Regions from separate parts of the Homo sapiens genome. Here regions 2 and 3 are each linked to region 1. Evidence: chromatin loops called from intact Hi-C (ENCODE). Cell type or tissue: heart left ventricle. All regions are shown on one strand.

Region 1 (8,000 bases):
TGTTCCTTAGTCTTATCTCCCTCATTAAAATGTTACGTTCTTTTAGGCAGAGATCATATCTTATGTGCTCATATGGTCTGTAATAGCCAGCACAAAACAAAAAATAATGAATACCTGCAAAAAAAATCTCATATTGCTAAAAAGAAAACCTCACAGATAATTAGCTGCAATATAAGCAATAATTTATTATCTATAGAGATGTTCAACATTTGAAAGCAGTTTACAAATAAATACTTGCTTTTTACAGTATCTTTTCTAAAGTCATATATGCAGGTAAGTATTAGTTCTCAGAAACTGATAAGAACACAACACAATTATGTCATAAAACAAAAATTCTCAGCTCTACAATGGTCATCCAGTGAGAGAAAGAGAGAGAGAAAGGCACTGAAGATCGGTCAGTGTAATTTAAAAAAAAAATCACCACGATACAGAGCTTCCTGCAATAAGACCTCAGGGAAAATATTTCTGAAGGATGATAAAGTAAAAAAGGGCAGGTGACAGATGGACAGTAACAATTCCTCCAATGTTCCTGGATAGGAGGCCTCGTAACCCAAAGTTTTTGGCCCCTTTAGACCAGATGAAGAGTATAAGAACTACAGGGTAAGGAAACAGGAAATGTATTCTTTCCTGTCATCCTCTAATGAGGAACATGATACCTGCTTCCCAATATCCAAAGGTCCATAGGTAAAAAAGACGTTAGGCTTAATTTGGAGGCCCAAGAACATAATTAGAACCAAAGGGAGGAAGCTGTAGATTTTGGCTGAATGTTAAGAGAAACGTGCTAGCAAATACAACTACCTGAAAATGTAAAGCTTTATTTTTGATAGTAGTGGGTTCCTTTTCCCTGGAAATGTTGAACCAATGCAGAACAATCACATAATATACAACAGTGCCTCTCTCAAACTTTAGTGCATATGATTCGCCCTGGGAACTTGTTAGTAGATCTGGAAGGGTCTGAGATTGTGAGTTGCTAACAAGTTCCTAAATGCTGCCCAGAGGACTTTACTTTGAAAAGCAAAATTAAAGAATATCCTTTCAGTCATGATTCCAGGACTGATCTCTGAAGTTCCTTTCAACTTTCAGAAAATGTGGTTGAATTCACTGATTCACTCACCTACACTTATTGAATGCCTCCTATGGGAGCAAGCACTATTAGGAATTAGAGATAACGAAGTAAACATGTCACACAGTCCCTTCCCTTACAGAAAATAAACAATTTATTCCAAGGATACTATGTATTTCTAAAGGAGAAGTGACAGGTATTATTGGAATATGTAAGAGGAACATAATCTTATTTGGAGAAGTGAGGAGAAGGGTGTCAGGAAGGGCCTTTCCAAGGAATTGAGCTAAGCAGAAACCTGAAGGATGACGTAGCTTTTGGGAAAGGGGTGATGGTGAGACAGATAAGATTCTGAACATTTTGCCAAGACAGTCTACCTAAATATCTTGTTCTCCTCATACCTGCCAAAGCAGACTGGTCCTTAAAGTCAGCTACTGATCTTTCTTATTTTTTCTCTCTATCCATTCATTCAGCTATCTAGTTCATCCATCTATTACTTATTTAACATTTTCTAAGACGGTAACCTAAAGCTATGAGAGTTGATGGGATTACACTGGGAGTACAGAGAGAAACTAGAGAAATCTAGGTAAGAGCCCCGAGGAACTCTAACAGCTAAATGTAAGACTGAGAAGGAACTTCAGTTAAAAGCAGCTAAGGAGGTCGGGTGTGATGACTCATGCTGGTAATCCCAGCACTTTGGGGGGCCAAGGTGAGAGAATTGCTTGAGGCCAGGAGTTTGAGACCAGTCTGGGAAACAGCAAGACCCTGTCTCTGCAACAACAACAACAACAAAATTAGCTGAGTATGGTAGTGCAGGCCTGTAGTCCCAGTTACCTGGGAGGCTGAGAAAGGAGGATCACATGGGCCTCCGAGGTTAAGCCTGCTGCAGTGAGCCAAGATCATGCCACTGTATTCCAGCACTCCAGCCTGGGGCCTGGGTGACAGAACAAGACCCTGTCTTACAAAAAAAAAAAAGCATTAGCTAAAGAGAGGCCAGAAAGATAGAAATAAAATTAAAGGAAGTTGTCAACAGTCCAAACGCAGCTGAGATGTTAAGCGTTTATTAATTACTCTTCAAGTCTGGTCCAAATTAAGGTGGTCTGGCAAGAAAGAATCAAATCAATGATAAAGCTAATTCTAGATGATCCCAGATAAGATATTAAAGAGTTCCACATGGTTTTCCTAAAAGTTTGCTAAAATTTTGTTATTTTCTGTTATATACCATAGAAGTTGGGGGTAAAAAAGCTATATTTCTAGAGACTTTGCTTTCAAAGGCATTCTAAATAGAGAATACATAAGAAAGAGATGTCTCAATTCCACCTTGCTTTGGTCTTCTATCCCTGAAGAATCTTCAAAGTCCTTTACTGATTATTATTTATGCTGAACATGAGCTAGTGGGGTGCTGGGGATATAGCAATGAACAAAGCAGGCAGAATCTCTGCCTCTTTGGCTTTTACATCGTCATATGTGTAATAATGGAAAGTGTCAGGAGCCATGACAGCATTACAAATGAGAGTCCTAATTTAGATTCAAGGTGGGGGATGAAATCAGGAAAGGATCCTTGGAAATGACATTTAAGAGCTTAGACCTGAAGGATGAGCTGGGATAGAACTGAGAGTTTTAGGAAGAGAAGACACAGCATCCATGTAACCCCTAAAATTGAAAGAGGCTTGACATTTTCCAGAAACTGAAAGGCTACATGGGGGGAGTGTGAACGTGAGGTACAGAGTGGTAAGAAACAAGCCTTGTATAGTACACAAGTTCTGGATCACAGAGAACCTTTTAGCTTTGTCCAGGATTTTGCTTATCAGCCTAAAAACAACAGGAAATCACTGATTTATGGAGAATGGATTAAGAGGAGGGAAGGTGGGATGGCAAGACAGAGGCGGAACCCGTAAGGAGAATATAACAGTAGCCTATAAGAGAAAATATAGTGGTTTGTAGTAGGGTGGAGAGAACTTGAGAAATATATACTCTGGGGGTAAAATTCACAGGACTTGGTGACAAATTAAACATAAATAATAAGGGGAAAGAAAGTATCAAGGATAATCCCCAGATTTCTGATATTAGTTTTTAGGTCAACATAGGTGTCATCTACTGACAGAACACTAAGGGAAAAATGTCTATAAGGAAGATCATGTGCATATGTACGCATAATACGAAGGGTCCAACCTTAGCCCTGAACCTGAGCATTCATCTACCTGATCTACTTTGATTGTACTGAGTAACATTTTATAAAGTAGAGACTAGTTCTTTCATTTGGAATACGCAGTGATTAACATGGTATCACAGTTGTGATAAGAATGAACATATAATACAATGAGGGCAACAAATTTCTTAAGTGACATATTAAATGTTTTACTAGCATATAAGGATAAATAAGTTTTTAAAACTCAAAACATATTTTTAACATTTATTGGTTAAAATTTACCTTAGAGTGGAAAATAATTAAGATAGAGACAAAAAAGGCATTCTGCTACAAATGCCATCTCTCAATAAGCAATAAAATAACAATATCTTCCTCTCACCATCTATCAATTTTACGAAGTCTAAAGGTTGGTGACACCATATACTTGAAGCTATGGGAGTAGACAGTATCACAAGGGCACACAGATTTAAACTCTGCTACATAATGAATATATTACCATGTGCAAGAAGAAGTAAATGCTTCTAAGCATGCAACATAGCTAATGATCTTCATAGCTGGAGCAAGAGAGCCCTCTCCTGTCCAAATATTATATTAACATTGGCTTGAATCTAATTCAATTACCTATCTAGATTAGTCTGATTCACTATAAATTACAGCCGATTGACTCTACTTTATTATGGGCTAAAAAAAGCAACTAGAAGTAACCTTCATAATAGCTAATATGTGCCAAGTACTATGCAAACTGCTTAATGAATTATCTCGTTTCAACTTCTGAACAATTCTAAAAGGAATCAAGACCATTTTACACATGAAGAAATTGAGTCTTAGCGAGCTTAAGGACTGCTAAAGAAAAAGCAGGCAGTTCTAAGTATAGGTGCACAGCACCATGCTAGGCTCTGAGAACACAGATATATGACAATCTTTCTCATTTCTAGAAACTCATAAACTAGTAAAAAAAGTCACACAGGCCATTATAAATAAAATCAGTGTTACAATTTTATATTGATTTATAGATTATAGACTGTTTAAAGGCACTGATCAAAGTCCCTTTCACATTCTTATTTGAGTTTCCACAATAAGCTTGACCAGTATGAAGGCCAGGTATGCACCTCACCCCTATACACATAAGAAAAATAAAGCAGTTCAGTGACTGATGCAAAGTAACAAGTCTGTAGGTGACAAAGCCAGGAATTAGAAAACTGTTGGCAATATTATACTATCTGCCAAAAATGAACTAAAATTAACCCTTAATTAATTTAGAGGAGTTCTTAAAACTCCTGTAAGTCACTTTAAGTTCATATCTAAATTCTCAGCCAGTTTCCTCTCAACTACCATAAAATGAAATTCTCAATGCATTCACCAATTAGATGAATGAAATATGGCAGATTATATTTCATGCTCACAAATGTGAGTAGATGCCTTATCTTAATTTCCTTTTACCTTTATCTTTTTTCTTGGAGGCCTCTTCTGCAGAAGATAATCTGGATTTTTTATGTGATGACTCTTCACAGTCTTTTTTGGTTTTATCTTTTCTTTTTTTTGACTTGATTTCTTTTCTCCTTTGTGTTAAACAATATAAAATTAAAGTTAACTTTTCCAACTGACCTTTTCAAAAATAACCATCATATGAACAAAAAACCAAAATCAGTTAAAATACTTATTTTTTAAATGTGATTTATATAATAAGGAACGTTAAGTGAGACTGTAAATATTTTATGCTTGTATATTAATTAAAATCATTCTATAAGATAATGAAGTCTTAACACTGACACAAATAATTACTTTCTATAAGTTCTGTATACGACCATAGTAAATACAAATTATAATTGTATTTGTTTCTTTCTTTCTATATTCTATCACTTAGCCATTTAAAACTAAATTACAAAAAAAAGCCTCATTTCCCTTCACATAATCCATATCCACCTACATGTTAAAAAAACACAAAGAAGAAGAAACTGCTGAACAGCTCTAAGCCACCAGTAAATAGAAATTTCTACTCTTAAGAATAAAGGAATATAGTAGAAGCATAATGGAATGAAAATGGAAAGGGCTTATTGTTAATTCATATATCAACATCAGGCCACTTATAATTTATACTCTTATTGTTGCAGCTTTATCTCTTCTAGAGCAGGTTTACAAGGTTGGCAAACAATTAATTAATTTTAATAGGTTAAGAAAAGAAATACTAAATGGGAAAAAGTGATAATGCTGAAATTGGGACTGGCAAGGAGAATAGAGACAAAGGAAAAGATTACTTTCAAAAAACTTGTTCAGTAGATTTTCCAAGTTAAAGTACATCTACTAAATGCTATAATAGTATTTAATGCATTAACCACTTTTGCATATTTTGTAAGAATCATTTCCATTTTGAAATGAAGCTCAAAAGTCAAGGTCAAAACAAATCCCTGCTTTCTTTCAGTATCACTGATGGGAAGGGGAAATAAAGGTTTAGGCTATTCCAGTAATCCAAAAAAGTTCTGGCCAAGTGTGGAGGCTTATGCCTATCATCCCAGCACCTTGGGCGGCTGAGGCAGGAGGACTGCTTGAGTCCAGGAGTTTGAGACCAGCCTGGGCAACATAGGGAAACACCATCTCTACAAAAACTTTAAAAAAAAATTATCCAGGTTTGGTGATGTACTCCTGTAGTCTCAGCTATTCTGGAGGCTGAGGTGTGAGGATCACTTGAGCCCAGGAGGCTGAGGCTGCAATGAGCCATGATCACACCACTGTGCTTCAGCCTAGGCAACAGAGTGAGACCTTGTCTCAAAAAAATAAAGAATAATGAAAATAATAAAAATAATCCTGCTAATTTTAAGAATTAAAAATATTATTTAACATTTATTTTTAACAGCTAAAATACTATATAGGCACATTTATAACAAAGCTGTTATTTTTTGACAACCCATGTGATTAAAAAAAAGAAAGCTATTTTAAAATTAATATGCTTATGTATACATTTTATAAAGTTGCAAAAGCTGAACTTTTAACTGTTATCCAGCGCATAAAACCTGACCATCACAAAGGCAAGTTGCGAAGAATCAGTGTGAACATCTTTAATGCCAGGTACTGTGGCAAGCACTTTACATGCACTTTCATTTATTCCCCACAATAGCCTGAGTAGCCTCATTTTTACAGGTGATAAAATTAAGCCTTACAGAGGTTAAGCAGTTTGCCCAAGAAGAAGCCTAGTAAGCGGAGAAGCTGAGATTAAAAACTGAGGTCTGATTTCAAACCCCATAACTGCAGGACACTGGTATTCCCACACATTCAATGTGGCAGATACATTAAAGCTCATTCAATAAAAGCCTGATTTTAACTTTTTTTTTTTTTGAGACAGAGTTTTGCTCTGTTGCTAGGCTGGAATGCAGTGGCTCAATCTTGGCTCACTGCAACCTCTGCCTCCCAGGTTCAAGCAATTCTCCTGCCTCAGCCTCCCCAGTAGCTGGGATTACAGGCACCTGCCACCACGCCCAGTTAATTTCTGTATTTTCAGTAGAGACAGGGTTTTACCATGTTGGCCAGGCTGGTCTCGAACTTCTGACCTCAAGTGATCCACCCAAACTGGCCTCCCCAAGTGCTAGGATTACAGGCATGAGCCACCGCGCCTGTTCTTGATTTTAACATTTAAAATGAGTATAGAGGTGTCTAATCCTTTGTAAGAATGGCAAACTCCAGCTAAAACACTGTCTAAATGAGACACAAGAACTGCTTTATGAAGTCTGCTTTACAACATAATTTCTAATATTAAAGTGTCAGAACATTGGCTCCAAACTAAAAATTCTAACATCCATCTACCACCTCACATAGGCCTTTACATTTAAAACTGCTTGGCAAGAATAGGGCATAGCGGACTTCTAAACCCCTCGTTTATGTAGCCATACGACAATGCCACATTTTCTACATGATCAACCAATTCAACCATCAACCACCTAAGTCTACATTTAGATACTTAGTGCAGGTAAATGACTATATCCTGGATTACTAAACATTAAGAATGGCATTTTAAAAGACATTACCTGTGATGGAAATTTAATTTAATGGAACATTCTTGGCATAACCCTAAAAAGAAAAGACACCACTGAATGGCTGATTTTGAATAACCACACTGCTAATCTACTTTTAATATCATAAATTCGCACTTTCTTTATATTCCATTACTATAAGAGGGTAAACAAACAATCCAAAGAAAACAATCTGACCTTCATCACCTCAAAAATGCAAATATATACACACATACATATAATAAAAATATTAGCTTGAGGAATTGAAAATAACACTATTTTAGAAAAATGTGTTGTCAATTTGTTCCAAAAACAAACTGTGTTCCACAGGCACATTAACATGTGTCTCACATCAAAGATATCTAATAATAATGTGAGTATAGTCATTTCCTCTGAAGTGCTCTAAGAACTTTCAAATGCAAAGGAGCTTTTCAAATAGTTCCATAATTGTGGTCTCTTTTTTTTTTTTTTTTTGCCTTAATCTCAGTTCACACTGGCTGACTTTTCCTCTTGAGCACTTCCAGAAGGAACTCAGAAATCAGTCTGTATTGACATGCATACGTAGCATGTGGGGACATTCTTGACTTTTATTAGGTATGAGCAGAAAACTCTGAAGGCACATTTACTTAGGACCCAGAGAAGGCTAGAGGAACAGCTGACACATGAAGACTAACTTAAAAAATAAATAAAAGAATGACAGACTCTAAAACATGCATCCTAAGGGAAACTGCTGTATTCTGGAGTATTTATTCCCTATGGTTTTAAGACTGAGGTCAAGAACAATTATGCC
Region 2 (8,000 bases), 310 kb before region 1:
CAAAGCTCTCTGGGGCCTTCAACCTTTTTTTTTAAAGTATAAAGGGATCTCAAGACCAAAAAAACTCATGAGTTAAACAGCTCCCTAAACTGTGTAATGAGTATTAACAAAATCAATAAATATACAAAACATTCTCTTAAAAGCATTTTGCTGTTTATCCACTAACTTCTAAAACCTAACACAGAGAAGGTGCCTTTGTCTCCTCTCCCACCCCCTGTGAAGCTTTATTTATTAATCAGTTTGCTTCCACCCACTGCTGAGGTCAATTATAATTGTGGTTCTATCTTAAGTAAAATTTATTCTACCAAGAGACACTTGAAAGAAGATAATCACTCTGATTCTATTTACACCCTCCTGATTAAAGAGCAATGAGTAAATTTATTAAAAGTTAGCAGAATCTCCTTGTTTGAAGAGAACACTCTCTCCAACTCTGCTTTTTCTCTTCTTAATTGTTATTTCTCTGTCCCAAATGCAAAGAACTCCAGTTGGGGTTGGCCAGAGAGATGACGTCAAAACATATAGATGGGAACTATTCTGATTTCTTTGTTTCGGCCCTAGGCTCACCTTTGATTCCCCATATACACACACAGAGTTCTTAATACGGGGCCCTGGAACAGGCTTATGGGTTGTATGAAGCTCCTAAATTCTATGCAAAATATTAGCTGAACATGCAGTGTGCATTTCCCTGGAGGAGAAGGCCTGTGGCTCTCGTCAGGCACTTAAGAGAGTCTATGACTCTAAAAGTATTCAGAATCTCTTCCCTAAAGTTACGATTGTCAAAAATGTTCAATTTGATTGGTTCATCAAATTGAAATTGATTCAATCTATTGCTCATTAGGTTAGAGCAACAGATTCCATGAACCATCCCTACTGCTTTCTCTTTCTTTCCCCAACATTCACTAGAATGAAAGGAAGAAAGGCATTGCCTTGTGTGAAATATTAGAAGTGAAATATTCATGCCAGAAAGCAAAGCATTCACAATGCCATGTTTATATTAATGTCACAAAGACATCTAAGGAGGTGTCCTTGATTGAAAGCTGGCCAACCTCAGATCACTCTCTCTCAGAATTATTGCCCCAGAGAGAGGGACCAGGATGGGCTAGAATTGATCCCAATCACCCTTACCATTCAATGATTTGCAAATGATATAAAGCAGACCCTTCTCAGGAATACAGCTTTTGCATTTAGTGTGTTTCACATGACACAGTGAAGATATGTACCTTCAGAAAGATGGTTTGGGTTTTCCCACAGTATTTTCCAGATGCATTCTCACCACTGGTGGAGTACAAGACCTGATGTGCGGGAATTCGTGCATAGGCCAGTCTCTTCTCTCCCCGGATCATCCAGATGATGATGTCAGGCATGCTGTTCTGTGGCTGGTCATGAGGATTGGATGGAAGAGGAAGCACAGCCATGGTTAGTCTAAATGGAGAGGGACCGAAGACCCTGCAGGCTGGACCCTCAGGGATTCATTTAGCAAAGAAACGCTGTGGTTAGGGCTCTGTCTCAAATTCCTGAGCTCCCATCTTCTAGGACCGCACTGTGAGTTTGCAGGGCTGGGAGGCAGACTGTGGCTGGCCAAAGGGAAGGGCGAGAAGCAGAGGCGCAGCTTCACCTAGCAAAAGTCCCTCCTACTCTTCTCTGGGAGGTATCTTAGAAAATATTCCATCTTATCTCAAGCATCATTTGAAGAAAGCCACCAGCAGCAGTCAAAAGGTTACAGATTGCATATATTTTACAGGATAAAGAGTCTCTGGCTCACCATCCAATATTTGTCAAATCTGAAATATTAATTTTGTTTTCAAAAACCTCTTTTTTTATTATAAAGAAGATAATCCAGCTTCCAGAGCTGGATATGCAAATGTCCCTATTGGCACACAGTGGTATAAAAAAACTGCCTAAGTCCACTATAGAACACTGTGAAAGTACCAAAGCATACAAAGTAGAAAATGAAATTACCTATAATCCTGTGTGCTTTTTCAAGCGTATTTCTACCCACAAATATATGACTACCTACCCAACCCTCTGATTTCTGAGAGACAGGAGGAGTCGTCTCCTTACTTCCTCATTCTTCTAGTCCACCGAAGTTAGTGGAGGCCAGCATTTATCCAGCACTTACTGTATGCCCTCAACTGTGCTAAGCCCTTTACACCTACCATTTTTTTTTATACTTTAAGTTCTAGGGTACATGTGCACAATGTGCAGGTTTGTTACATAGGTATACATGTGCCATGTTGGTTTGCTGCACCCATCAACTCATCATTTACGTTAGGTATTTCTCTTAATGCTATCCCTCCCCCAGCCCCCTATCCCGCTGACAGGCCCCGGTGTGTGATGTTCCCCACCCTGTGTCCAAATGTTCTCATTGTTCAGTTCCCACCTATGAGTGAGAACATGCGGTGTTTGGTTTTCTGTCCTTGTGATAGTTTGCTGAGAATGATGGTTTCCACCTTCATCCATGTCCCTGCAAAGGACATGTACTCATCCTTTTTTATGGCTGCATAGTAGTCCATGGTGTATATGTGCCACATTTTCTTAATCCAGTCTATCATTCATGGACATTTGTACACCCACCATCTTTTTAAAATCTTCACACAACAAAGCTAACTAGTAAGTGCTATGTTTATCTCCATTTTACAGATGGGGAAACTGAGGCTCAGAGAGGTTGAATAACTTGCCCAATGTTATACATGGTAGAACCAAGGTTCAAATTCAGGTCTTCCCAACCCCAGCCAAAGCTGACATTTTAATCCTGTGAACTGCAAAGACCATTCAAAATATTCTCCGACAGTACCATGAAAATGATAATGATTTGTCCACTTTTGAAGACATTTCCAAGATCACCAACTCAAAATTCTTCCCCTGCTCTGATTTCAATCACATTCATCATTAGCATCCTCAGCCCAGTTACTCCCTGATTTTTACAATCTGTCAGAGCTGCTCAATATCCAAGATAATGTAGTAGATTCTCTTTCCACCATCCTATTCTTGGTGCCATTTCGCAGAGCCCTTCTTCCATATCAGGTGACGTTTGTGTAGTTTAAAAGTCCTACCTCTTCAGTCAGCTGCATTAATTTATCAAGCCAGTCCTCAATTTCTGCCAGTGTGGACTTCACATCTGTGGCTTCCGACCTCATCCTCACAGCCGCCTCATGTATTTGGGAGAGAGACCTGGACCGCAGCTTTCGGATCTGAGTATCGAGAACTGTGACGTTGGCTTTTCCTTCTGTGAGAGGCAACGTGTATCTAGAAAAATGAAGAAAAAAAGAAACAGAGGATTTGAAGAATAACCTAATTTTAGGCTTCAGAACTGTCAAATACATTTATGTTGGATTTCCATCTTGCAAACCACATCAACCTCCTAACTGAATCTACAAGCACTGCCTGGTTTACGCTGGAGTAGAGTGTATCTGGCATTGCCAGAGCAGACCTGCCGGTCTCTTGATGTTCATAAGGAATACAGGGAGATTAAAATCCCAAAGCCATTTTAGGCCTTAGGGTTTAACCTACGGCCCAAGGAGTCACTGGAAAGAAGATGGAAACAGTGGCAGCTGAGAGAAACTGGCTTTCCCTTCTTTTGCTTCCTAGAATCATTTTACAGAACCACAAAATGATGGAAGAAGAAGGGAGGCTAGAGACCATTTAGCTGAAGCATACTTAACTTAGGGAATCCTGGGCCTTTAAGCAATCTATGGGTGGGTCTCGAAGGTCTGTGAAACTCTGGAACTTATAAAGAAAACTGTGTCTATCTGTGTCAACACGTAGTGTGATGTAATGATGAACATAGGCTTTGGAGCCAACAACCTGGGTACTAATCGTGGCTCCATTCTTTACTAGTTCTATTGTCTTGACCAGTCACTTACTTCCTTGTCCTCCTATTTTCAAATGTGGGACATGCTTTTTAGGGCTGTTGTGAGAAGGAAATGAGTTGCTGTATGGAAAGGATTTAGAATAGTTGCATAGCAACGTCTAAACAATGTTGCCATCCTCATCATCATCTCGTTGTCATCTTTATTATCACCATCATCTCATCAGATTCTCAAAGGGGCCCATGAACTCCAGAAAGATTTATGAACCAACCATGTAGGCCAAATCTCCATTCAATATGAGAACTTGGATGTGTTGTGATGAGACCCCCAAGGGTTCCTGAGAATGGCTGAGCTAGAGCCAGAATTAGCCTTCTGCTGCCAGGCCTTGCCTCCCACCATGGCATCTGGTGGGACACAGGGTGAGGATTTCCACCAGGTTCACGAAGCTCTGATTCACAGTGTCCTTACCTAGAATTTCCACTCACTTGAATTTCACCTAGCTTCTTCAATGAAGAAAATCCTAGCACAACTTCCCTTAGACACTGAATTTCCTGTTACATAAAGTTTAGAAAGATTCCAATTTGATTCCTCAAAAACAGCTCATATCAGAAGTATAAATAGATGACTGTGGTTTGCTCTGCAAATCTTAAAATTCACAGACAATTTCTCCATGAAAGTTATTACCAAATGTTTCTGTTTGGTTTCATAAATAACTACGGCATTGTATTTGAAGGGTTAATTCCCCAGAGTGAGACTTTGAGGCAAAAAGATATCTGGAAGCTGTTAGTTCAAAAGTCACACTTGGGGCCTTGAACAAATAGATGTCTACTGTGAAATACATGGCAGGAAGAGGGGCTGAGTTGGCAAACCCAGCTCTGGGCATCAGATATGTCATTTCTCCTCTTTGGGCCTCTGTTTTCTCATTTACAAGATAAGGAGACTGAAGGACATGATCCCTTAGGACCCAGCTCTAACATTCAGAACTTAAACAAGCACCCCAGCAGTACTTTGATTTTGGTTGCGTTTCAATTACCTGGCTTTACCACTAGGAGGCACAAGAAGACAGGGTGACTTAGGGTGTTAGCCCAGTGTGGGGAATAAAGGCCTTTTTGCTTGTGGAAAGCATTCAATATGCTTTTCTTTCGGAACTTCCCTGTCCACTGCTTTATTAACCAATATTTAAAATGAGTTTGGAACGAATCACTTCCCCCTTTGATTTCCATATGCTAAAAGATCTGAGCTGTTTCCCCGAATCAGTTATGAAAGGTCCGCTGGTTCAAGTCAAATCTACTGGTTTTGCCTAACAGAGGCTTGGCCACAGTGTTCATCAGGCATTCAGTAAAAGAGCAAGTAAAAGGGCTGTTTCTAAAAATATGTTTATGAATTAGAGATATTGTTCTGAATGGTAAAATCAATGCTCCACTCCCAGATCCCATTCTCCGTAGGAGCCAGAAGTCACCCTTCTCCAGGGTGGGGGTCATTCTTGGGTTGATGAGAAGCAGAGGCTCAGGCTTGCTTCTTTCTCCGCTCCCCATCCCTTGCCTGAGGCTGCCTGGGACGTGCTTCTGGGAGTGGGGCCTCAGCCTCCCTAGGCTACTTGAGAACTGGCACCAAATCAGAAAGTGGAGCTTTTCCTGGTGGTGATTCAGGCACTCCTCCCAGTGAGGACTTTTTACGAAGTTTGAATAATTCAAAATCACTTCTTAGACAAACACTAGAAACAATTCCACAGGATTTACAGTCTTAGAATTTCAGGGAGGAGCGCCTGGATGAAAATTCTGAGATAGGCGTAAGATCACTGTACCTCGTGTCTTCTATAACTTCATCTATCAGCTTCAGCCACAATTCAGCCAGCTGGTTTGCAGGAATTTTACCTTGTATCCCTGATTTTAGAGCTTCTATATTTGTTTGCTGAAGAATTTGAAAAGAGAGGAAATAATTGATAATTGTTCATTATGCCATTATACCTTTTCATATAGTTTAACCTGTGAAATCATGTAAATATTTTTGTATATTCAAAAAACAAATAAAATGAAACCAGCAAAGATAGGAGAGGGAACCCTAAAGTGGAATATAACCAGAAATAAAACAGATCTAATTACATTTCAGATGAATAACATAATTACACTAAACTAACCCAAGTAACTTTTGGAACACAGTATTTTGACTATGTACACTTTGTTAAAAGGCAGAAAAAAAAAACCCATAAACATATTGAACTCTAATTAGTAGGCTTATTTTTCACAGTGGTTTATCTACAGATTTTAGGATTGAACCAAGGAGTAAATATATTGAGGATAACAAAGGCCAGATTTCTCACTGTTGGAGAAGAAAGTTAGAGACATAGAAATACAGAGGACTAGGATAAACCTTGTGGTATTGGACTGGAATTGGAAGTATCTTTATGAAGTCATAGCTTTTAATATATTGATAGATATAGAAATAAATAGACATACATGTGTCTGTGCAAATTCGTTTGCTGAGAAGGCCTAGAAGCAATGATATTTCAGTAGTAGTGAGCACTGTATACCCAGATTTTGTTTCTAAAATGCTATTCCCCACTCAAAGGAAAAAGCTGCTTGGAGAAATAGCGATTTACGGACTGGGGCAGAGAAAGTACAAGATAAGCTCAAAACATATGGTTCTATTCCATTGAGCACCTGCCAACAGAGAAGTTGAGGAAGAGCCTACCATGACTGTCAAAAGTCCTAATCAGGGAAAAGGGAAAGCCACCATCCTGTCCAGATTAGGCAGCCTGGTCAGTGGAGAGAGCTGATAAGAAGAACCAGGATGAAAATTGCTGAAGAGCATCTCAAACACAATTAGAACACAGGTGCAACTAATTCTCCACAAATGCCTTTGAGATGTACATTGCCTATCAATTGCAACTTTATTTTCAGGACAGTTATGATTAAGTCAATTTAAACCTATAGTTATCCTCCCAGATTGCCTTTATAACATAAAATGATATTTCAGATTTTGCCGTCGAGTTTTAGATCAAGTATACTCCTGAAACCCCATATGTTTTGGTCCAGCCCTGGTAGAGATTAGATCTTTAAAAAATTAATATTAACATAATGTTGAAATCAAAACACCAATGCCAGATGGATTTTAGCACTACCTGATAGGAGTAACTTAGTATATGTGTATATGTGTGTGTGTATGTGTGTGTGTGTATATATATATATATATATATATGTATATATTTATCTTTTTAGACAGAGTCTCAATTTGTCCAGGCTGGAGTGCAATGGCGCCATCTTGGCTCACTGCAACCTCCGTCTCCCGGGTTCAAGTGATTCTCCTGTCTCAGCCACCCTAGTAGCTGGGATTATAGGCTCACATCACCATGCCCAGGTAATTTCTTTTGTATTTTTAGTAGAGACAGGGTTTCACCATGCTGGCCAGGCTGGTCTCTAACTCCTGATCTCAAATGATCTGCCCACCTTGGTATCCCAAAGTGCTGGGATTACTGGCGTGAGCCACTGCACCTGGCCCAAGTAACTTAGTATTTTTGCTTAATTAGAAATATCACAGACATATCCCCCTTCTCCTCACCAATCTAGTTGACCAATGTCAACTAGACAGATAATCACAGATATCATATGTATGCAGTTTTCACCCAAGGAAATCCCCAACCTCCAAACAAAAGAAGTTCCTCTAGTCTGCAGCAAGAGTGGAATGTGTCAGACACTGGTTCCTCAAAGCTACCTCTTCCTGCAGTGGAGATTTCCACTGCAAAGTTCTCAGAGTTTCATATTGCTATTGGAATGAACCATTCTCTCTACACAAAAATTACGGCAGAAACTATGAGTTCCTGTTCCACCCCACTCCTACCTTTTTAATCCTCCCCTCTTCCAAAGTAAGAAAATTTTTATCTGGGCATATGCCTGCCCAGGCATAAGACTAACATTTTCCACCTTCGTTGGAGTCACATGTGGCTGTATGACTGGATTCTGGCCAGTGGAAAGTGAGTAGAAATTAAGAGTATGACTTCTGCATCCTTCCCTTCAAGAGAAAGGCCTATGTCATCTTCTCCCCACTGTTTACCAGCCCTCCCCTCAGGCTGGAGGGCAGATGTAGTAGTGAGCTGCCTCTACCATGCAGACAATGATAACTCCTGAGTGATGGCAGAGCAACCGGGGGTAAGAGCCTGGGTCTCCAATACCACTGAACCTCCATACTAACTTA
Region 3 (8,000 bases), 130 kb before region 1:
CTGCCTCAGCCTCCCAAGAAGCTGGGATTACAGGCGCCCGCCACCATGCCTGGCTAATTTTTTGTATTTTTAGTAGAGACGAGGTTTCACTGTGTTGGCCAGGCTGGTCTCGAACTCCTGACCTCATGATCCACCCACCTCAGCCTCCCAAAGTGCTGGGATTGCAGGCGTGAGCCACTGCGCCCAGCCTTTTCTTTTTCTTTTATTTCACTTTTCTTTCTTTTTCTTCTCTATATTTTCAAATTGCTTATAGGATGTGTTGCTTTCATAATGAGTTTTTGAAAAAGAAAATAAGAATGGGAATTATATTTTCTATGGGAAAATATAGAGAATTTTAAGCTGATTTCAACCAACCAATGGAAAATATACAAATGAATAATATAGTACTGTGTATCTGACTTTTCAAAGTGCTTTCGAATTCAAGGTCTAATTTGATTTCTGTAATAACTCAGTGACGGAGACTGGACAGGTATTATTATTTCTATTTTGCAAATGGGACAAGTGAGCCTCTAACCAGCCAATTAGTGACAAAACCAGGACGAGATCCAGATCTCCTGGGCCATTCATGGACCTCAGATGAAATCACACCTGGCTTTGAATTTGGACAGCTTACTTTCTATGCAACTTAATCTGTTGGGGACCCCCTGTTTTAGCCCACCCAGAATCCCTTGTCCCATCTTTTGGTCTCAGCACCCTGACTTTTCTTATGAACCTGCCCTTCCTCTGTCGGTCCAGATTCCTGATGGGCATGAGACCCCACCCTGCCTACAAGAGCCACCCTTGGGAAGTGTGAGGATAGTGCTGGAAGAGTCTGCTGAGCTGGTAGGAAGTGGGCAAGAGCTGCTATGGCCTCTTTGCCTCCACTAGGGGATGGATGGGCTTCCTGAAACAAACCCAATTCAGAGAAAAGAGTCAGAGGTGAGGACAGGTGCCCAAATAAGTTGTTGTTGTTTGCATCCCTGGATCCAGATGTGCCTAAAGCTAAAGTCACTGCCTGGATTTTTTGCTTATCCAGGCCAGTGCATTTCTTTTTTTCTTTCTTTTTCTTTTCCTCCTCCTCCCTTTTATCCTCCTTCTCTCCTTTCTTCTCCTCCATTTCTGTTTGTTTTATTTGAGTTGGATTCCTGTTAGTTGTAACCCAACGTCTCCCGATCATTATATTCTTCTGCCTCAGTCTTCTCACCTGTAAAATGGGGATGATAATAATAACAATGTTCTTCTTCTGCACAGGATTGTTGTGAGACTTAGCTGAGTCACCACAAGTAAGGTGCTTGTTACATAGTGAGAGGTCAGTAAATGTTACCTATTAAGGAGTTGGAAAAAGCTGAATTCAGAGAATTTTATCTCCCTGCTGGGGGCGGTGGCTCACACCTGTAATCTCAGCAATTTGGGAGGCTGAGGCAGGTGGATCATCTGAGGTCAGGAGTTCAAGACCAGCCTGGTCAACGTGGTGAAACCCCGTCTCTACTAAAAATACAAAAAATTAGCCAGGCATGGTGGCACGCGCCTATAATCCCAGCTACTCAGGAGGCTGAGGCAGGAGAATCACTTGAACCTGAGAGGCGGAGGTTGAAGTGAGCCAAGATTGCACCATTGCATTCCAGCCTGGGCCACAGAGCGAGACTGTCTCAAAAAAAAAAAAAGAAAAAGAAAAAAAGAAAAAAGAAAGTTTTATTTCCCCTCCCCCGCAAAAAAGAAAGAGATTTCTCCATGCATCAAAATATGAGGAATAGATTCCTATAATGCAAATTATGAGAAAAGAGAAAGCACTGTGTCAGTCAGTTCACCAGGGAGTCATTATTCCAGAATTTATGGCCTAGGAGTCACTGACCTCACCTCACGCCTCTGTCTTTCTCTCTTTCTCTCACTCTCTTGCTTGTGTGTGTGTGTGTGTGTGTGTGTGTATGTGTGTGTTTCACAGGAATTGCGAGAGAGGAGGAGAAAGGGGAGATGAAGTGGTTGGCTGGACAGAAATGGCTGGTTTTGCAATGCAGTTTGGGGAGAGGAAAAGTAAACTGGGAGAAAGTTATCCAGGCCTTAGAGCGTCCTTCCTGCATGGGTTGTAGAAAGAGAGGACATGGGGCTTGCCATTCGGAAGCTGCTCAGCTAAGTCTGGTTATTTGTCTGGGGAGTCAGGAGTCTAATGAAGCCAGGCCAGAGGCCTCTAAGGCTGAACAAAACATTAGCACAGGAGGAGCAACAGTTACACACACACACACACACACACACACACACACACCCATTCTGGCTGGATTAAACAGAAAAAGGTATAATGTAATTCACAGGCTCTCCGATGGGAGGGCCAGAGAATTGACCGTGAAGACTTCCCAGCCTGGAACGATGTCACATGATGAAGGCTGCTCCAGTGGAACACTCAGTGTCACCACACTACAGCACAGACACCATGCCTGGCTTGCACCACTGGTTCTGGATGTGAGATCCTAGAAGCCTCTTGATTGTGCCCTAAACTCTTGCCCATAAATGGATTCTGTGAAACCCTAGCTTGTCCTCTCCTGCAAAGGCAAGTCTCTCACGGTATGTCTGGTGGTCTAAGCTTAGGGTACATGCCTTGGTGCAAGGGAGATGGGAAAGCCAGTGTTGACCTTTCCCTTGGGGAGGCAGGACTCATACTGTGGGAAATTTGCAAGTCACCTGATAGAGTTCAAAAGGACAACCATCAAGTCTGATATATATCCCCACAATAGCATTGCTATATTGGGTGTGTGTGTGTGTGTGTATGTATGAAATAGACAAATGATCTATATCTCAAGGTCCACTTTCCAGGATGGTTTCATCCTTAAAAATCCAAAGAACCATCATTCAAGCTGCCACCAGGAGCAGGGAGCCCAGTTCCCTCATTTGGGTGTCACTCAATACCTCTGAGTCCAGACAACTGTTCCAAGCTCCAGGTACCGTCTGGTCACCCCTTCTCCTTGTGGCTCTGCTTGTTCAGGTCAGCATTGCCCCCATATGTGGGCCCAGGTCCCTTTCTCCCCTTACCCCCGAAATGAAAAGCTGACACACTCTTCAGAGATGTACCAGGCTCATGGATGGATGGACGGATGGATGGGCGTATAGGTGGATGAGGGGGTGGGTGGATGGACACCAGAGGTTTGAGGACAATGGTCACTGTAGCCAATGACACCAGGGGGCAGTGCGGAGCAGCTTTTCAAGGCCTAACTCCCTACACTCTTCCATCAGACCTGGCTGGCAGGGCTTGGAGAGCTCATTTTGTTCAACATTTTCATTTGTGAGGAAGTTGTTGAGGCCCAAGACAGGAATGGCTGTGTCAGTAGCGCACAGCAGCTGAGCTGGCTCTTGATGCGGCTCCAGCACCCTCTGCATTACAGTATTTACATAAGCCCACCTTCCCAGGCTCGGAGGGCCCCCACGCTGCCAAGCCTCCGTCAGCTATCAGTGATTCTGGAGCCCTTCCTAGGAGTCTCATCGGTTGCCGGCTGCTGAACTCAATCAGCATAGAGGAAACAGACAGTCAGAGTTCAGGGCGTTGGCCAGGCTGAGTCATTGTCTTCGCCCCTCCGAAGGGCTGCATGTTAGGGCCCTCACTGGACACCCCTTCCCTAGCCATGTCTTTTCTCTCCTTTTGGAATCCAGATCACCTGGAGGTCATATTTCCCAGGAAAGGAAGGACCCCACGCTGAGAACACATCTTACAATAAATGATCCCTCTCTTCTCAAAATTTACGTCTGTGTTACATCCCCTTTAGCCCTGCTTTTTAATTTCCACTGCCTGTTTCTTTGGGGGCAGTGGGGGTGGAGTGGGGGAGTACCAGGGTGGTGATGGCCCCTCCCACCCCCACCCCTATCCTTATCCATCTTTACAGCAGGCTCCTGAGGACCACGACTTAGATAGCAGAGACATCAAGAGGCTCACTAAACCTCAAATTTCCATTTTCGTTCATTCATCTATTTAATTATTCAACTATTGAAAATATTTTAAGCCCCTCCTATGTGTCAGATGCTAAAAAAAGTCACAAACTTACACTTCTTAAGCCCTTACTACACTAAAGGTGTGACATTTAGTATATTATCTTACACAAGCCAATGAAGGAAGTATTTTATTTATTTATTTATTTTTATTTTTTTGAGACGGAGTCTTGCTCTGTCACCCAGGCTGAAGTGCAGTAGCACAATCTCAGCTCACTGCAACCTCCACCTCCTGGGTTCAAGCGATTCTCCTGCCTCAGCCTCCTGAGTAGCTGGGATTACAGGTACCTGCCACCCATATCATTCAATTCACAAGCATTTTAATGACTGTGTAGTATTCTACTGAAGACATATAACTGATTTACCTCCCCCTTACTGTTGACCTTATATCTATTGTAGAAGTGGTTTAGTGTTTCAGTGTTTAATATTTTCTTTCTTTCTTTGTTTCTTTTTTTTTTTTTTGAGACAGAGTCTCGCTCTGTCGCCCAGGCTGGAGTGCAGTGGTGTCATCTCGGCTCACTGCAACCTCCGCCTCCTGGGTTCAAGCTATTCTCCCTGCCTCATACTCCCGAGTAGCTGGGATTACAGGTGCCCACCACCACGCCCAGCTAATTTTTGCCATGGTGACCAGGCTGGTCTCGAACTCCTGACCTTGAGTGATCCACCTGCCTCAGCCTCCCAAAGTGCTGGGATTACAGGCGTGAGCCACCGTGCCCAGCCTTGAAGGATGCATTGTTATTTTCGTTTTACAAATGAAGAAACAGAGATCTAGAGAAGTGATGTCACTTGCCCAAGAGTGCACAGCCAGTGAGCTACAGGACAGGAATCAAACCCAGGAGGCCACACCCAAGTATCAGACATTTCCTGCAAGTGTTCAATTGTGAGGCTTGCTCTTCCCCTTCAGCTGCACCCCACAGGCAGCGCCAGAGTGCTGAAGCATGCAGCCCCAAGCAAGGGCCAATGGGTGAGCAGGAGTGGCAGAGGCCAGGTTCTGGCCACTGAAGTGTGTTGTAGCTTTGGGACTTTCGGAGTGGAATTCCAGAATGTTCCATCAGGTTCCATTCTTCAGTGATGCATGGTTGCAAAGCTGCAGCTCAGGGAAGAGCCCCTCCAAGGTCACTGAGTTGAGAATCGAGAACCTGAGTCTGCTCCACTGGGGCTAACGAGCCATGTAAGCGGGACCATCTCCCTTTGCTGCACGGGGGCCACCTGCTGCCTCCTCTGTGAAACGGGAGAGCATACCACCTGCCCTGGAGAGCTGTCCTCGAGATGAGATAAAAGCATGGATATAAAAGGGTCTGGAAATTTGGAGGTCTTTGCTTGTATGAATATGTGTCCTTATTATCGCCATGTGACGGGCTGGTGAGTCTTGACTGAGTTTCTCTGGAGATTGAAGCAGTAGTCAAGTTTTTAACATAGGATTTTTTGTTTTGTTTTGTTTGTTTGTTTTTAATGACTGCCACACATACTCTGTCCTAAAAGAAAGAGAAGTTTAACAACAGCAAAATAAGCAGGACATAATCTTGCAAGTAAAAATGGATGTGGTTAGCCTTGGGGAAAACTACACAGTTGACACTTTTCCCATTTCACTTTAAACCAGCGGAGACTAAAGCAGAGGCTGGCCTCTGAGAGCCATTGCTGGAGGGTGGGTGTGGTGCATAGCTCTGTCCTTTCACCTTGCAGCCAAGCTGGGGGCTAAATATGGCACGGGACAGTTGTGTGCATTGAGGAAACTGAGGGATAGAATAGAAGAATAATGTGACTGAACAAAAATTTTTTTTTCTTTGAGACAGAGTCTCACTCTGTCACCCAGGCTGGAGTGCAGTGGTGTGATCTCAGCTCACTGCAACCTTCACCTCCCGGGTTCAAGCGATTCTCCTGCCTCAGTCTCCTGAGTAGCTGGGACTAAAGGCACGCGCCACTATGCCCAGCTAATTTTTGTATTTATAGTAGAGACGGGGTTTCGCCATGGTGGTCACACTGTTCTTGAATTCCTGACCTCAGGTGATCCACCCGCCTCAGTCTCCCAAAGTGCTGGGATTACAGGTGTGAGCCACTGCGCCAGGTCCTGAAAACAATTTTTAAATGCATATTACAAAATAGTGTGTGCAACACAATTCCCATTTTATAAAATACCTGTAGGCATACAGACAGCCCCGGATGTACAGAAAACACACTGGAAAGTTACACAGCACAATCTCACAGGATTATCGCTGTGTAGAAGAATGAAGGACAAATTTATATTTTTCTTGCATTTCATAATAGAAACATAGAACTAATAAAGAAGCCAAAAAAAAAGAAAAAAAAGAGAAAAGAAAAAAAGAAAGTGATGCAAGAGGAATCGCGCAACACTGCAATATCTTGGCCAATGGTCTCCTTGGGATGTGCGGAATTTCAGTAAAGCTACATCTTGTACTGTAGAAAGCTCTTCTGGGCTTGTGCTCACATCCTTACCTGCTGTCTGGCCATTTCTAGGACTGGGCATGGTGCTGGCCATGCAGTACGTGCTCCATCAGTGTGTGCTCAATGGACTGCCTGCCATCCTCGGCTGGCCACTGTGGCTCCTGGCCGAGAGAGGGCCACAGAGAAACACTACCGCTTAAGTAGAAATGGACCATATCAAAATTGCTCTTCTCTCTGAGTTGAACATTTTGTATTTAGGGGCTTTAATTACATCTTTCCTTGGAAGAATGGGAAAAAGGTGATTACCAAGATCCCACTTATCCAGTTTGAGCTCCCGTATTGGGCAATCTGGCCTCATTAAAATAAAGACTGTCTTTAAAACATGGGGGGGAGGGGAGGCGTCAGATGTTGGATCTTCTATTGATTAGACTCCTTGGTGGCAAGCAACAGGAGTTAATAAATTCTGGCCAATTTAAGCTGGAAAGAAATGCACTGGGAAAGATCCTGGTAGCTACCACTGTGGACAGGAAGGCTGCAGAGCCCAGGTGATAAAACAGGCAGGGCTGAGAGCGCTGAGTTGCAGGGACCACTGCTCGAGCCCCTGAGCTTTAGCCCCCAAACAGAACTCACTTGTCTTACTAATATTTATTTATTTATTTATTTGCAACAAAGTCTTGCTCTGTCGCCCGGGCTGGAGTGCAGTGGCACGATCTTGGCTCACTGCAACCTCTGCCTCCTGGATTCAAGTGATTCTCCTGCCTCAGCCTCCCCAGTAGCTGGGACTACAGGCGTGCGCCACCATGCCCAGCTAATTTTTATATTTTAAGTAGAGATGGGGTTTCATCATGTTGGCTAGGATGGTCTTGATCTCTTGGCCTCGTGATCCACCTACCTTGGCCTCCCAAAGTGCTGGGATTACAGGCGTGAGCCACAGTGCCTGGCCACTACTACTAATTTTTTTTTTTTTTTTTTTTTTTTTTTGAGATGGAGTCTTGCTCTGTTACCCAGGCTGGAGTGCAGTGGCGCGATCTCAGCTCACTGCAACCTCTGCCTCCCAGGTTCAAGCGATTCTCCTGCCTTAGTGTCCCAAGTAGCTGGGACTACAGGCTTGTGCCACCACACCCAGGTAATTTTTATACTTTTAGTAGAGATGGGGTTTCACTATGTTGGCCAGGCTGGTCTCGAACTCCTGACTTCGTGATCTGCCCACCTCAGCCTCCCAAAGTGCCAGGATTACAGGTGTGAGCCACCGCTCCCAGCCACTCCTATTATTATTGTTATTGTTCTTTCTACCCCCCCTTGCCAGTCCCCCTACTCCTCAGTGTTCCTCCTTCCCCAGTTACCTCAGCAGTGGGGGGCTGATCTTTTCTGGTCTATTGACTCCTAAGGCCTCCTCAAGGCACTGGGGCTTCTTGAGGCATGGCTTCACCTCTTCTGTCTGTCTGGGAGGAACAGAGTTTAGTCACCCCAGGACTCCAGCGACAGTGGTCAGGCCTGGCCGTCCAGTGTGCGGACATCCCCGCCCTCACAGTTGCTAAAAGGCTGGCCCTTGCTCTCCTTTCTTCATCTCCTCAGGCAAGATTGTCGCAGAAATGAGCTTGAGGAAACTCCCAGGCAGACAAAGTCGGCTCAGTGGAACTCACAGATGG

Evidence for each region. Peaks named below come from ENCODE experiments on the same cell type or tissue, not always from the same donor. Only the 100,000 strongest peaks of a DNase experiment are listed, where the experiment ranks them.
Region 2: a loop joins it to region 1, with 4 times the contacts of the local background. A loop is called at or near these places in 25 of 110 quality-filtered maps.
Region 3: it touches region 1 in a loop (2.8-fold over the local background); 71 of 110 quality-filtered maps call a loop at or near these places.

The regions. Positions count from the first base shown.
Region 1 is chr10:93,676,831-93,684,830 of GRCh38, forward strand. FRA10AC1 (FRA10A associated CGG repeat 1) reads right to left here. Exons shown (of 14, transcript NM_145246.5): 10 at 7,226-7,268; 11 at 4,650-4,768. Among named protein-coding and RNA genes, the nearest start is that of FRA10AC1, 22 kb to the right of the region's middle. In heart left ventricle, a CTCF peak has its summit at 3,788 (motif pointing left); no DNase peak of the experiment used is centred here.
Region 2 is chr10:93,371,710-93,379,709 of GRCh38, forward strand. MYOF (myoferlin) reads right to left here. Exons shown (of 54, transcript NM_013451.4): 22 at 5,614-5,720; 23 at 3,054-3,246; 24 at 1,221-1,376. Among named protein-coding and RNA genes, the nearest start is that of MYOF, 110 kb to the right of the region's middle. In heart left ventricle, a CTCF peak has its summit at 4,855 (motif pointing right); no DNase peak of the experiment used is centred here; H3K4me3 peaks cover 485 bases; H3K27ac peaks cover 1,034 bases.
Region 3 is chr10:93,551,819-93,559,818 of GRCh38, forward strand. LOC105378436 (a long non-coding RNA gene) reads left to right here and starts at 4,661. Exons shown (of 3, transcript XR_946212.2): 1 at 4,661-5,310; 2 at 7,927-8,000. RefSeq lists an enhancer at 4,393-4,893. In heart left ventricle, a CTCF peak has its summit at 3,146 (motif pointing right); a DNase peak (open chromatin) is centred at 3,163.